2 separate regions of the Homo sapiens genome follow, and region 2 is linked to region 1. The links are chromatin contacts, found by Hi-C or POLR2A ChIA-PET in ENCODE. All regions are on one chromosome and are shown on one strand. Each heading gives the region's core, a stretch centred on a gene start or an enhancer-like site at or near the end of the contact. The rest is flanking DNA. Distances are from core to core; before and after follow the strand shown.

The links. A loop is a pair of places that touch in the nucleus more often than their neighbours do. ChIA-PET counts read pairs that join two places held with the same protein, here RNA polymerase II (POLR2A). Pooled maps may share reads with other maps.
Region 2: a pooled map shows a loop between it and region 1 (2.8-fold over the local background). The contact joins two enhancer-like sites. A Hi-C loop is called at or near these places in 1 of 168 maps with a recorded cell type or tissue (HL-60/S4) and 3 of 50 pooled maps. POLR2A ChIA-PET finds 5 or more read pairs at or near these places in 8 of 52 experiments (GM12878, OCI-LY7, PC-3 and 5 more).

The regions. Positions count from the first base shown.
Region 1 is chr3:56,722,502-56,730,031 of GRCh38, reverse strand. It overlaps ARHGEF3 (Rho guanine nucleotide exchange factor 3), which reads left to right. Exons shown (of 10, transcript NM_019555.3): 10 at 410-2,612. The coding sequence ends at 762. Among named protein-coding and RNA genes, the nearest start is that of TASOR, 43 kb to the right of the region's middle. Within about 2 kb of position 4,636, at least 6 of the 41 ENCODE cell types and tissues checked have a DNase peak (open chromatin) inside an H3K27ac peak, as active enhancers do.
Region 2 is chr3:56,986,348-56,993,877 of GRCh38, reverse strand. It overlaps a transcript of ARHGEF3 not described here. Among named protein-coding and RNA genes, the nearest start is that of ARHGEF3-AS1, 50 kb to the right of the region's middle. Within about 2 kb of position 4,822, at least 7 of the 41 ENCODE cell types and tissues checked have a DNase peak (open chromatin) inside an H3K27ac peak, as active enhancers do.

The DNA.
Region 1 (7,530 bases), core at 3,387-5,886:
CTCAGGCTGATCTCAAAATCCTAGACTCAAGCAGTGCTCCCACTTCAGCCTCTGAGCGCATCTGTCTTTTTAACAAGCTCTCACCCCAAGGGATTTTGTTATGCAGCCAGATTGGGTCACCAGTACTCTGGGCTCCCCTAAATCACTTGACTTTGTGGTTCCAAGATGATCTCCACCTGCGGGTTTCTGAGAGCGACGAGGGCAGCTGAACGCTAGACCTGTGTCAATCCCATCTCCCTGATGGTGGCTGCAGGGTGGAGCTGAGCCATGCCCCAGATCAGTGGGAAACGTTTTGTTATCAGCAATACCTGCCATGGATTCTGGGGTTTAGTGTCACTACGTGTGTTCTCTTTGGCCTGAGGAAGGATCTGTCCATTGACTTTGTTTTTCATGTGTTTTTCCTTTCTAGTTAAAAACTTCTTCAGAGTCAGTTTCAAAAATGGATCCCAAAGTCAGACCCACTCGCTACAAGCCAATGACACTTTCAACAAACAGCAGTGGCTTAACTGTATTCGTCAAGCCAAAGAAACAGTTTTGTGTGCTGCCGGGCAAGCTGGGGTGCTTGACTCCGAGGGATCGTTCCTAAATCCCACCACCGGGAGCAGAGAGCTACAGGGAGAAACAAAACTTGAGCAGATGGACCAATCGGACAGTGAGTCAGACTGTAGTATGGACACGAGTGAGGTCAGCCTCGACTGTGAGCGCATGGAACAGACAGACTCTTCCTGTGGAAACAGCAGGCACGGTGAAAGTAACGTCTGACAGAAGCATGTGCACTTCGGGAAGCAGGCCTGCATCTTACCTGTACAGTATTTGCATTCCACAGATGGAACGGTTTGGAGAAGCACTTTTTCATACTTTTGTGAAAGTATACATGTTGGCCCAGTCTCTCGTATCTGTACCTTTGTCCCTAGTACTGTAACTGCCAATCTGTCTGTGTAAGCTGGAATCTGTGGCAACTATTACCCTGTGTTGTATTTCCCAAGTGTCTGGATGGATGGAGAGGTACTCAAACAAGTTACTTTCAGTTGTCCTGCTGGATTTTAAAAAAATAGAAAAAGAATCTCAAAACTACTGTTTTACATAGATTGTTTGAAGAGTCCTTCCTCTTGTGCTTCTGTACCACTTTCCCAGCTCTTAGATGTGGTAGCTAAAGGCACGGAATTTAGACGGCCTTGTAAATAGGGCATGAGGAACTCATCTGTGTATTGGGATGGTATTAGAGAGAGAATCAGGAAAGACCAACTCATGAAGTGAACTTGGTTTGATCTTACTCAACTAGAAAGCTTGAAAACATCCCTGGGGATTCTGAAGGCTTAATTTTGCAAAGGAGGATGCATTGTCTGAACTTTGCAACTTCATCCAGTGCAAGTTTGATGCAAGAATGTATTAGGACATAAAATAGAGGCTGACCTTAAAAGGGCCAGGACAGAAGCGGCTGCCAGCTCTGAATCTTTAACTGAAATGCACATGGCACCAGGAGGTGTCTCTCATAGTTGGTTGCTAGCCTAAAACATCAGAATAGAACCCAAAGGGCTTAGGAAGGCCTGCCAGGATAACAAGAAGGCCCTGTATTCATTGTGTTTCATCTGCCTAGGCCTACTCATTATTTTAGAGAATGAATGAAGCAACAAGGAAGAGAGACCATGACTCTATCGATGACACTGTTTATAGAAACACAGGAGAGGAAGAATTTGGAATGAAAAGCACTTCGTCAGAACCTTCTGTGGGAGCCATTGAGAGAAAAGCATGGTCCAGTGCCTTCTGAGAAAGGCCAGAGCTTTGGGCTTTCCTGCTCTGCTTTTGGGTCGTCAATTTGCCATCTCTGGTTCTGTGCTATAATCAGAATTGTAATTATGTTCTCCAGAGGCCAATTTCATTAACTCTGATTAATTAGAATCAGCTAGCCAGATTAGTAACCTCTTTGTCCAGCCTTGATTTACAGTGCAGGGTAAAGTGCAGACCTTAAAAACAGCTAAGTACCTAGAAGAGCTCCCTGCAAGTGTAAATATTAAGGATGACCTGTGCAAAATTATACCCACACCAGCACTAGTGGTAATTATTCTAAATTATTGCCAAAAAGTTTTTTTTAATCTGTCTTTCAAGTTTACAGAAAAGAAAGCAGTAAATGCATTGATGTCATTTTATTATGTACATATATCATGTGCATTCAAGCTGTGTGACAAGATATATCAATATAAAAACAAGGTATATACTTTATTATTTTTTGAAAACAAGGATATTGTGATCAATTTTACCCTGTAAAACATATTTCTGTATTTATAGGTCTTAAACATGATGAATTTTTTCTATTACAAGTTTATTTAAAACTGCTTTCTCAAGTCGTTATTGATACAGCAAGTGAACCTGCTGCAGACAGAAGCAGAGGAAAGCCAAGAACAGCCTTTATTGGTGAAGAAAAGAATGAATGATTCTTTGTAGGCGCCATCAGCCACTTTTAGAAGCCATCAGCCAGTGTGTTGGGAAAAGAGGTTTGTCAAGTGTTGGCCTATGGGAAGGTGGTCAATGAATGTTTTGATGAAATGAATGTTTTTGTATAATGGCCTTAAACTTTTCTGGAAGTATTTCAAATAAATTACATTATTAAGTCATCCTCCATGTGTACAGTGTTTGTCCTACAAACAAAATACAGGTTTCAGCTGTGTTCCTGGGGAGGTTCTTTCTGAAATTTTTGTTTGTGGTTCCTGAATACAAACTTTAAAATAGGATGCAGATTGATACAAATGCTTTTATTTGATCTATCAAAACTTTCACAGAACTCATTTTTTTTTTCTTTCTTTCTTTTGAAACAGGATCTCACTCTGTCACCCAGGCTGGAGTGTGGTGGTGTGATCATAGCTCACTGCAGCCTCAAATTCCTGGGCTTATGCAATCCTCCTGCCTCAGCCTCCCAAGTAACTGGGATTACAGGTACACACCACCACATCTGGCTAATTTTTAAATTTTTTGTAAAGATTGAAGTTTCACTATGCTGCCTAGGCTGGTCCTGAACTCCTGGCCTCAAGTGATCCTTCTGCCACAACCTCCTAAAGTGTTGGGATTACAGGCGTAAGCCTCTGAGTCTGTCCAAGAACTCATAATTCTAAAATCTGTTTTCTCAAGCATTCTCTATTCATTCACTTATTTATGTGTTCACTTTTAATAACTCTATCTGGAATCCATACTATGTATAAAGTCAAGTGGTAAGTCATAGTTGTTATAGAAAAGAAATGTTGAATCTCACTGCTAATATAGGTAACTGTTGAGGAACTTGAGGCTAAATAAAAGAAGGCAAATTTCACTTTGAAATTCTTACTGGAATTTCAGTCTACTTTAATTAAAATGATTAGTACTCTTTCTAGTCTGAGCACAGTGGCTATACCTCTAATCCTAGCAGTTTGGGAGGCCAAGGCAGGTGAATTACTTGAGCCCAGGAGTTCAAGACCAGCCTAGGCAACATGGCAAAACCTCATCTCTACAAAAGCACAAAAATTAGCCAGGCTTGATGGCATGTGCCTATAGTCCCAGCTACTCAGGAGGCTGAGTCGGGAGGATCCCTTGAGCCTAGGAGGCAGAGGTTGCAGTGAGCTGTGATCACACCATTGCACTCCAGCCTGGGTGACAGAGTGAGAACCTATCTCAAAAAAGAAAAAAAAGATTAGTACTCTGTCCCACAATGAGTGAGGTTTTTTAGATGAAAAGGCTAAACATTTTTAAGCTGTTAGTAGCCAATTCTCAATAGCACATTGGCCCAATAAGGCTGGTAGTTAGTCTTATCTTTACAATAAGCTCTCACCATTTTCTTTTTTTTCTTTTTCTTTTTTTTTTTTTTTTTTTTTTGAGACAGTCTCGCTCTGTCACCCAGGCTGGAGTGCAGTGGTGCGATCTCAGCTCACTGCAAGCTCCACCTCCTGGGTTCATGCCATCCTTCTGCCTCAGCCTCCCAGGTAGCTGGGACTACAGGCGCACGCTGCCACGCCCGGCTAATTTTTTGTATTTTTAGTAGAGACGGGGTTTCACCGTGTTAGCCAGGATGGTCTCGATCTCCTGACCTTGTGATCTGCCTGCCTCGGCCTCCCAAAGTGCTGGGATTACAGGCCTGAGCCACCACGCCCGGCCAGCTCTCACCATTTTCTTTAACATACTGTTAATTCCCAAATTTGGCAAGATATTCACATAAATAAATATAAGTCCAAATTTTTTCCCAAATGCAAAGTCGCTTCTCCTAATTTTTTTCTTCCTCCTCCTCCTCATCTTTTTTGTCCGTCCTCTTTTCTCACTGCTGCTTTGGCTATTCCCTCTGTTTTTCACTCCTATAATTGTACTGACTGTCAATGCTAAAGGATGTATCTTACAGTATATTAGAAGATGTTTGTACTGACATTTTGTGGGTTAGTACAAATGAGTGAGGGCTAAATGGTTTTTCTTCAGTCAATTTTCAAGATGTTATTTCACATACAACTAGATGTAATCCTTGCAGTCTAAATGAAAACTCATAAGCAATGAACAGAGCCAGAACTAGCAATTTTCTGTAAAATTAGAGCATGGTTTCAGCTTCTGGGTTGTGGTCACCGCCACTGACTGCTTTAGTTTCCATTCCCAGCACAGTCTGCGGCAGCTAAGAATGCACAACTCTTCATAACCACAGCCCTGTTTCAACAAAGACTGTGTGGCTGCAGGAAACTGCAACCCACCATCTTGGTGAAGAGCCTGTTCAACTTTCCATTTACATTCTGTCCATGTCCGTTTTTTACTAATTCTCCCAAAGCCTGAGGACTCTCAAAGATTTGGCAAAGAAACTGTCTGGCCAATCAGTTTCACTCACCTGGTTCCCCTTGGCATTGAGGAGAGAAGACACTGAATACCCCCCCTTATTGATGCAGCTGATTCAATTAATTCACACTAGCTTGTTTATTGACAGAATTCTAGAACTACACTATTGGAAGGGAAGAGGGTTACCCAAGCCCAAACCTACCAGTAAAAATCTGACAATCATCAAAATTTAAAACCTTGTCCGCATGAGCACACAGTGAGAAAAGGTGACCGTATTCACTGTACCTGAAGGGTATTGAGGGAAACAAGTTGGAAAAAAAAATGCTCATGACATCATATCTCCTTTCTCCAGGCTTGGTTCATATATCAGTCAGCTGCACAGACCTACCTAGTCAAAGCAGTTTTCAGTTGACGTGAGGGAATAGCAAGGAATTAGAAGTCATGCACTGTATCTTTAAGAGCTAATCACTTAGCCTAGGAAACTGGACATGCATTCCAAAGCTTGTCCACATGCAAACATACCTAGGTATTAATGAACTGTGCTCTCTCATCTGTGAAAGGTTTGAAAATGACATCCTACAAGTGTTTTATTCTCTGTTGCCAGGGACACTGGACCCTTCAAGCCCATTTAAATGTGAGACTGTATGTGAAATCACTTTTTAAAAAGATACTAAGAGCTAGTAGTTTTCATTGTTATTTAATAATCACTTTTAAATTTGTACATGTTGCCCAGGCATGGTGCCTTATGCCTGTAATCCCAGCACTTTGGGAGGCCGAAGAGGGCAGATCACTTGAGACCAGGAGTTGAAGATCAGTCTGGCCAACATGGTGAAACCCCGTCTCTATTAAAAATATGAAAAATTAGCTGGGCATGGTGGCAGGCGCCTGTAATCCCAGATACTCAGGAGGCTGAGGCACGAGAATCACTTGAACTTGGGAGGTGGAGGTTGCAGTGAGCACAGATTGCACCACTGCATTCCAGCCTGGGTAACACAGTGAGACTCTGTCTCAAAAAATAAAAAAAAATAAACCGTACATGTGAAATTTCTCAAAAGTGTGGCCTTGGCCTGGGTCTTTTTCATTCGTTGTACTATATACCTGGAGAGACTTTTCAATCCAGATAATTTGGAATTTTTTCTTGTATTTTTTTTTCTTACATATTTTCATTCCCACAATTTTCTATTTTCTCTTTCAGGAATTCCAGAAAGAGAGATGAACCTTCTGGATTTTATGCCTTAACTTCTGGATTGATTTTCAAATAGTCTTAATCTCTTTATTCTTACTTTTTATTTATTTATATTTTGTTCAACTCTCAAGGAGATTTCCTCACCTTTGTCTTCAGATCCTTCTATTAATTTGAGGAGAGGGTTGCCATCAGTTTTTTTTTCTACTATAAGTTTTTCTATCATTCTTTCTATACTTAAAGCACCCTTATTTTTATTTAATGAAGGCAGTGTCTTCTCTGAACTCTCAGAAGATGTCACAGTTCAGTTGAATTTTCCTTCATCTTTCATTGTTTATCTGGGAATAATAATGGTAATTAATAGGATTTGGGGGAGGATTCAATGTAGTAATACATCCAAAGTACTTAGAATGGGCCAGGCATGGTGGCTCATGCCTGTAATCCCACCTGTAATCCCAGCACTTTGGGAGGCTGAGGCGGGCGGATCACGAAGTCAAGAGATCGAGACCATCCTGGCTGACATGGTGAGACTCCATTTCTACTTAAAATACAAAAAATTAGCTGGGTGTGGTGGCGTGCCCATAGTCCCAGCTACTCAGGAGGCTGAGGCAGGAGAATTGCTTGAACCTGGGAGGTGGAGGTTGCAGTGAGCCGAGATCACACCACTGCACTCCGGCCTGGCGACAGAGCGAGACTCCGTCTCAAAAAAAAAAAAAAAAAAAACCTTAGAATGGGGCTATGCCCCGTATTTTTGTTTACTTCTCCAAATCCACTATGCACCCTGATTCACTCTTCTGTGTGTACTTCATCATGGGCTCTCCTGCCTGACGTTTCTGGTTTGGTTTGGCCCAGTGAAAATCCTGTCATTATATCAGTGAGAGGGAGAAGAGTGAGTTTAGAGTATTCATTCCTCCAGCTCCCACCTGGAGGATTTCCTTGGGCTGGTTGCATCTCTTATCGTGAGGTCACAGCTTCTCTCAAGGAGTCCTCTCTGAATTCCTGTAACCCTTCTAGCCTAGTATGGTAACAACCCCACTGTCACTAGCCCCAGGATATTGTATTGTCCCTACACACTGCCCAAACTTTGTGTACTGTCCCTTTATTAAAACCTCCTAATTTGAATATGTGATATTTGAGTATGCTGCTGAGCCCCTGATAGATACTGGTTCCTGATATAGTAAACATATATGTCTACTATTGTCATCATTTATGTTATTTCACCATTTGCTTTCCATTTTCAAATGTTGTGGTCCAAGGATAAACAGATCTTTGGAATCATCAAAGATGGGTTTTGTGTTTCTATTTTTTGTTATCGTGATGGATTGTTTTCTGGGAAGATAAATGAAAGCGTATTTCAAAAACAAAGGCAAAATACTTTTTCAGGCATATGAAAGCTAAAAGAATTCATCACCAGCAGACCTCCACTACAAGAAATGTTAAAAGGACTTTCTTTGAAGAGAAACAGAATGATACCCTGTGGACATATGGATCCAAACAACAGAATGAAGAGCACTAAAAATGCAACTATGTCAGAAAATAGGAGAGGCTTTTCTTACTATTTAAACTTCTTTAAA
Region 2 (7,530 bases), core at 3,573-6,072, 260 kb before region 1:
TTGACCAGGCTGGTCTTGAACTTCTGACCTCATCCACCTACCTTGGCCTCCCAAAGTGCTGGGATTACAGGCGTGAGCCACCGCGCCTGGCCTACAGTGTGCTTTCATCCATGATCACTGAGCCTTTTAATGAGATATGAATATTTCTCCTTCCACATGAGGAAACTGAACCTCAGGAAGGTTAAGCAATGTATCCAAAGTTAGGCTGGGCACGGTGGCTCATGCCTGTAATCCCAGCACTTTGGGAGGCTGTGACAGGAGGATTGCTTGAGCCCAGGAGTATGAGATCAGCCTGGGCAACATAGGGAGACACCGTCTCTACAAAAAATTTAAAAATTAGCTGGCCATCGTGGAACGCACCTGTAGTCCCAGCTACTTGAGAGGCTGAGGTAGGAGGATCGCTTGAGCCCAGGAGGCCGAAGCTGCAGTGAGCCAAGATCGCACTACTGTACTCCAGCCTGGGCAACAGAGTGAGACCATGTCTCAGAAACAAAAACAAAAGCACAACAAAAAACCCCCACAAAGTTATATAGTTAAGGATCAGCCTCTGGTTGGGGTCTTCTTCCTGCTCCCATTGCTAATGTCCTTTATGCCAGGAAAGAGAGCAAAAACCTCTGTTCAAATCTTGAACTAGGAGTTGATTTAGACAGGCAAAATCAGGAGGATGAAGTAAGGCTTGAGTGTAGAATGATGTTTTCAGTGGAAATTATCATCCTATTGTAGAATTTAAAAAGCTTCCTTGAGGCCAGGCGCGGTAGCTCACACCTGTAATTCCAGCACTTTGGGAGGCCAAGGCAGACAGATCGCCTGAAGTCAGGAATTCGAGGCCAGACTGGCCAATATGGTGAAACTCTCATCTCTACTAAAAATACAAAAATCAGCCAGGCATGGCGGCATGCAGCTGTAATCCCAGCTACTGGGGAGGCTGAGGCAGGAGAATCGCTTGAACCCAGGCGGCAGAGGTTGCAGTGAGCCGAGATAGCGCCACTGCACTCCAGCCTAGGCAACAGAGTGAGTCTCCATCTCCAAAAAAATAAAAAATAAAATAAAAAGCTTCCTTGAGCAGGTATTGACTTGGTGCAGGTATTAACCATGTTGACTTAGTGAACAAGCAGACTGGGAAGCTGGACCAAGCCACAGACTGCGCTGGGGTTGAGAGAGCACCTGGCACTGAGCAGCTCATGTTCACAGAGGGTAATTGTCCTCTGTGCTATGTGCTGAGGCTGGTGCCTGGGGTGGAGTCCAGTGAATTTAGGACTTCACCAACTGTCCTTTACCTGGCTCATCCCCTGATGACTGAAGGATGGCATGATCCAGGAAACATAGTTCTCCCATGCTGTGTTCTTAGCCACTGCATGTGTCTGGAGCAGACAGAAGGGACTCAAGTTGACAGTCAGTTCATAATGTTGGTACAGCTGGGGCTGATTGAGACAGATGCTGGAGGCCACATGACCTTCTTTCTGTTTTTTTTTTTTTTTTTTTTTTTTTTTTTTTTTTTTTTTAAAGCCATCCTCCCTACCATAGGACCTTTGTACATGGTGTCACCACCTCTGCCTGAAATGCTTTCCTCACCTTCATTCTTCAGATTTCACAGGTCTCATACAGAGGTTCATTTTTCTCTGACTCTTGTACAAATATATACTTAGCCTGGGCAAAATATTTATTTAACTCATTAATGAGCGAACTAGCAGGATGAGGATGAGAAAGCTGGTTCTAAGGACCATCCAGGAACACACACACATTTAACTCATTAATGAGCGAACTAGCAGGATGAGGATGAGAAAGCTGGTTCTAAGGACCATCCAGGAACACACACACACACACACACACACACACACACACACACACACACAGAGAGAGGAGGGGAGAGAGAGTGAGAGTGAGTGAGTGAATTATGGAAAAATATTATGGAAAAAAGAATGCTGGAATAAGATTGCAAACTCAGATATAAAACTGGTTAATGGGCCGGGCGCGGTGGCTCATGCCTGTAATTCCAGCACTTTGGGAGGCTGAGGCAGGTGGATCACCTGAGGTCAGGAGTTTGAGACCAGCCTGGCCAACATGGTGAAACCCCATCTCTACTAAAAATGCAAAAGTTAGCTGCTCGTGGTGGCATGCCCCTGTAATCCCAGCTACTCGGGAGGCGGAGGTGGGAGAATTGCTTGAACCTGGGAGGCAGAGCCTTCAGTGAACTGCGATCGTGCCACTGCACTCCAGCCTGGGCGACAGAGCGAGACCCTGTCTCAAAAACAAAACAAAACAAAACTGATTAATGTCCCATAGGAAAATAACACTGTAACCTTTGAGACTGTATCTGACAGAATTCTTTTTTGCAATTTATCAAATTTATCAATCTTTAACAAGTTAACAACTTAACTTTACAGAGTCTGGGCCCTAATCAAAAGCAAATAGTGAATCAAACAAAAATAACCTCCCTGTAAGCAGACTCGGGGTGTAGATAGATGACTTTGAAAAGTTATACTTTATTTCCAAGTTTGGGACAGTTTTTTTTTCTTTTTTTAACAGCATTCTATCTTGAGTGGCTAGCATAGTACCTGACACAAAGGAGGAACTAGTGACTGTTTCTTGAATGAATGAGCAAATGGGGAAAGGTTGGATCCTCAGGCATGTGAGTGGCCAGGGTATTAATACAGGAAAAGCCTTCCACTAGGAAGTTGAACCTCAGCCTTCATGCTGGAGGAGTCTGGGGTCGGAAGACCAGCTGTGAGCAGCCTGAGAGGGACTAGGGTAATGGGGCAGTTACCCAAACAGGGCTTGGGGCGGTAAAAGACATGGCAGGAATCTAGCAGTGAGAACTAGGTTATCAAGCAGGAACTGGGTCTTAAGAACAAGGGAGAATTCGGTGATTAGGACAAAGGGAGGGGAAGGAAAGGGACTGTTATTTGTGGCTTCACCCACAGTGTGCAATTCATTGTGCAAAGCTGAGTGTACACGGCTCATCTCACGCTCACCCCTCACCTGACCCCTTAGGCAGGATTATTGTTCCTCTGGTTCAGAGGCAGAGAGCCTCACAGATAGAGCTGGGGTTGTGGAGATGTTGAATTTAAGCTCTGCCATTCATGAGCTGGGTGACCCTTAGCAAGTTACTGGCTGTCTCCGCCTGTTTTTTTACCTATAAAATTGTAATGTAATCTAAGCAAATAGCAAAGTCCACAATCCTCCAGACTTAGGCTTTGGTTACATTCAGAGATTTGAAATCCATTAGCTAACAATAAAGGCAGTTCTTTTTATTTGTGTCTCTCAAAGAATAGTCAAGGGGGATCCATTTTATAACCAATACCAACTCTTTTAGGAAACTACTCTCAGGTAGTGGCATGATCTCAGCTCACTGCAACCTCTGCCTCCCGGGTTCAAGTGATTCTCCTGCCTCAGCCTCCCGAGTGTATCTGGGATTACACGTGCACGTCACCACGCCCAAGTAATTTTTGTATTTTTAGTGGAGACAGAGTTTCACCATATTGGCCAGGCTGGTCTCGAACTCTTGACCTCAAGTGATCCATCTGCCTTGGCCTCCCAAAGTCGTGGGATTACAGGCGTGAGCCATGGCCCAGCCACCTTGCAGGTGTTCTGAAACCTCTCTTGCCCTTCCCTGGACTCTGCTAAAGTTCTCCTTCCATTTGCTTTGCCCCAGAAGACTTTCCTCTTCTACCCCACCTCTGGTATTCTCTTTTCTCTCTCTGTCCTTGTTTCTCTCCCCTCTGATTAATGCACTTTGCATATGGAAACTGATGAACTCAGACTGCATAATGGAGGGAAGAAGATGGTAGATGGGGCAGAGCCTTTCCTTATCTGGGTAGCGAAGCTGGGAAGCTGGGTAGCGAAGCTGGGTAGCGTCATTGTTTTAAATAATTCTTGCCCTTGATTCGGGGAGATCAGCTCCCTCACAGTCCCATAGCGTGGTCATGAGGATTACTTTGAAGTTTCTGGCAGTTAGTGGACCTTTGGTAAATAGCGGCTCCCATTATTGTTCCAGAGGAGGAAAGTCAAGTTCACAATGGGGACATCTTGCAGCTGTGAAGTGATGAAGGGGTTTGAAGCTCAGCCAGGTTGGCTCCCGTGCGTAAAGTCTGAGTGAGCAGAAAGCCAGGAGAGTTAGAACTCACTGATGAAGTCAGGGTTGTTCCTAGGGAGTGGGGCAGGGGTGGTGCTGGGGCTGGAATCCACGAGGGCCCCAGCTGTGGGGAGGCAGCAGCCTTACTAGAGGCCAGATGAGTGCTGTCCTGGGCTTGAGTCTGGGCGTGTGTCACAGGCTGGATGATTCTAGAGCAACCCATCCAGCGCCAGCTCTCAGCCACTGTGATTGCTCAGCCACCAGGAGCCCCCTGCCCCCTGGGCACAGACCTGCTGGGGTTTTCTGCAAGGAAGCAGCAGTTTTGGCTCGGAGTGTCTCTCTGTACACTTTGGAGTCTAGTCAAGAGGACAGCCTCTTAAAATGGAAATGGGGCACTGCTGTGGGCCACCTGTGGACACTTGATTGCTCTCCCCAAGTTACTTGTATTCTCTGAGGCAGATGTCACGCTACAGCATCCACAGGGCCATTTCTAGTGCACCAGCAAAAAAAAAACGCAAGCGAGGAGTGGAATAAAATGCTCCTTGACCTTGTCCTTTCTTTCATCTCTTATCCTTTTAGGAAAAGAAGACTTTTTGTTTTCAGTTCAGATTTTAAAAAAGAACTAAATAGGGTACTTGAGACTTGCCACCCGGCAGCGGAGCTGGAGCCCTCCGGGAGGCATGGACGAAGTAATCAACTGAAGTTTTCTAATACCGGCCAGCAGAGGGCACTCTTCACTCACAATCGGTGCTGTCTTTCTCCTTGGAAACGTTCAGTGGCTGCAGGAGCCCTGGAAAAAATTGTCTTCCAGCTATTTGTAATTTAACTTTGAGTCCTCAAGAGGGTACCTTCCCCTTTTAGAGTTGCAGTGTTGGTGCTATTATTTTAACACCCGCATCTGCTGTTGTCTGGGCATCAAAGTCTAGAAAAGTCATGAGGGAGATGCATTCTCCAAGGTTCTGAGCACAAGATTCAGACAGAAACGGGGCCAGATGGGCACATACTGTTGCATAAACACCAATTAATTAATACTGGGCTCCAGATGAGCCCAGCCTGCCAAACTCGTGAGCTTCACACCTCCATGGTCTGGGCCCTGCCTCCCTTTGGTACAAAAATTAAAGAGACAGTTGCAAAAACCAGAGCATTCACTGGCCAGTCCTAGTAGGGAACAACACTGGGACATGCAGGGCACTGTGCTTCCCATGGGGACACTTTAATTCTTTCCTGTGGATTCTTCCTCTCCCTGCCAACATACTTTTAATCTTGTTGATGCTATTAATAATAATGACAGGTGACATTTATTGTGCTCTTATCATGTGCTGGGCACTTTTATGACTACTAGCTTATTTAACTCTCTTAGGCCAGGTGGGGTGGCTCATGCCTGTAATCGCAGCACTTTGGGAGGCCGAAGCGGGTGGATCACGAGATTAGGAGTTCAAGACCAGCCTGACCAACATGGTGAAACCCCGTCTCCACTACAAATACAAAAAAATTAGCTGGGCATGGTGGCGTGCGTCTGTAGTCCCAGCTACTCAGGAGGCTGAGGCAGGAGAATCACTTGAACCTGGGAGGCGAAGGTTGCAGTGAGCCAAGATCGCGCCACTGCACTCCCCTGCCTGGGCGACAGAGTGAGACTCCATCTCAAAACAAACAAACAAAAACAAAACACAAAACCAAAGAAAACAAAACAACCCTCTTAAAGTCCCAAGAGGTGGGGAACTGCTGGAACTTCTGAGGTTTTGTGAGGGTCAGGTACTTGCTGAGGGTCACTTAGCAGGTGAAGGAGGAGCCAGGTTGACCCCTCAGAGCTGTTGCCCATACCTGTCTGTCACCCATTTGTGGAGTCCCATTTATGCTCTGGACATCAGGTGGTAAGCCAGTGGTGTGCACACAAGACACAGTGCATCTCTGGCTAATTTTAATTATTTTAGTTTTGAATGTGTTAATCAAATACTTGAAAATTGAAAAGGAAGAGAAAGCCAGCCAGCCCTCAGAGAGCATACGCTGTGAGTGGAGGCCCTGAGGTGTCCATGTTCCTGAGGTGGTCTCTTAGTGGCTGCAGGATTGGCTGTGCACGGTAGGGGGAGTGAGGTTAGTGGGGCTGGCTCCTTCCTTTCCTTCCTTCTAGATCAACTCTGCTTCTACCAGGTTTATGTAGGATTGGGCTTGACCCAAGGTTTCTGCTGCTGAGAAGCTCTCAGCAAAACCCCAGTGTAGTGGCTCTTAGCTAAGGGCATGCCCAGGAGTGTTCATCACCCCGTCCCCAGAGTCCCTTTCATCTTCTGTTTCTCTTTCCAGCAGCTCCTTCCCTCCTGCCTGCAGATTGGGCCTGGAGCCTCCTGTGCCAAACACTTCCCTCCTACTCCTGCTCAGCCGTTGCATTGCCCAGAGCTCAGCCCAGTGCTGGTGCTGGTAACAGTTGAGAGACAAAGAGGGGGAGCCCTGAAGTCAGAGCTCTGCTCTCCCTGTGGCCGGCACATGATTATGCCCCAGATTCCTCATCTGCAAGATGGTGATGTTAACAGAATCTGTCCAGAAAGTATGGACTATAATGAGGCGTTGGCAACCCAGAGTTACTTGTTTGTTTGTTTTCTGAGTCAGGGTCTCACTCCATCACCCAGGCTGGAGTATAGTGGGACGATCACAGCTCACTGCAGCTTTGACCTCTTGGGCTCAAAGGATCCTCCCATCTTAGCCTTCCTAGTAGCTGGGACTACAGGCATGCATCACCATGCCCAGCTAATTTTTTCAATTTTTGTAGAGATGGGGTTTTGCCATCTTACCCAGGCAGGTCTCGAACTCCTGGCCTCATGTGATCCTCCCATCATGGCCTCCCAAGGTGTTGGGATTACAGGCATGAGCCATCACACCCGGCCTCCAAAGTGTTTTAAACATCACTTCACCCGCAGTAAGGATTCAATATCCATGGACCATCATTACTATTAAGATTATGACCATCACTCCAGACCTATTTTTATTTTTATCTTTTTTTTTTTCAAAATTCGCATGCGTTTATCCTCTTTTCTGCCCCCACTTCTTTCCTACCTACTGTCTCCTCCCCAGTGACTACCCCCACTACTACCCTGAAACTGCCTTCGAGGTGACCAGCCATCTGGAGAGCCAAAGCTGTTGGGGGGTTTTGTGCAGTCTTCATCATGGACTCCCCTTTCACAGCATTGGGTCCTGGCTCCGCCTCCTCCTGGAACACTCGATTTGCTGGCTTCCCCCCAACCCCTTACTCCCAACTGCACCGTCCCCAGGGCTGTTGCTTCCGGCCTCTTCTATCACTGCAGGTCCTTGCCTTTGGTCACCCCAGCCATGCCAGGACATTGGCTTTGACCTCAGCTGCAAATCCCAGTTCCCCACTGTTGCCAAACCTTTCTGTCTACAGCTCCCAGGGGCCCCAGACTTTGTATGTGTTAAACTCAGATTTCTGGAGGCTGGTGAGGGATGAGCTG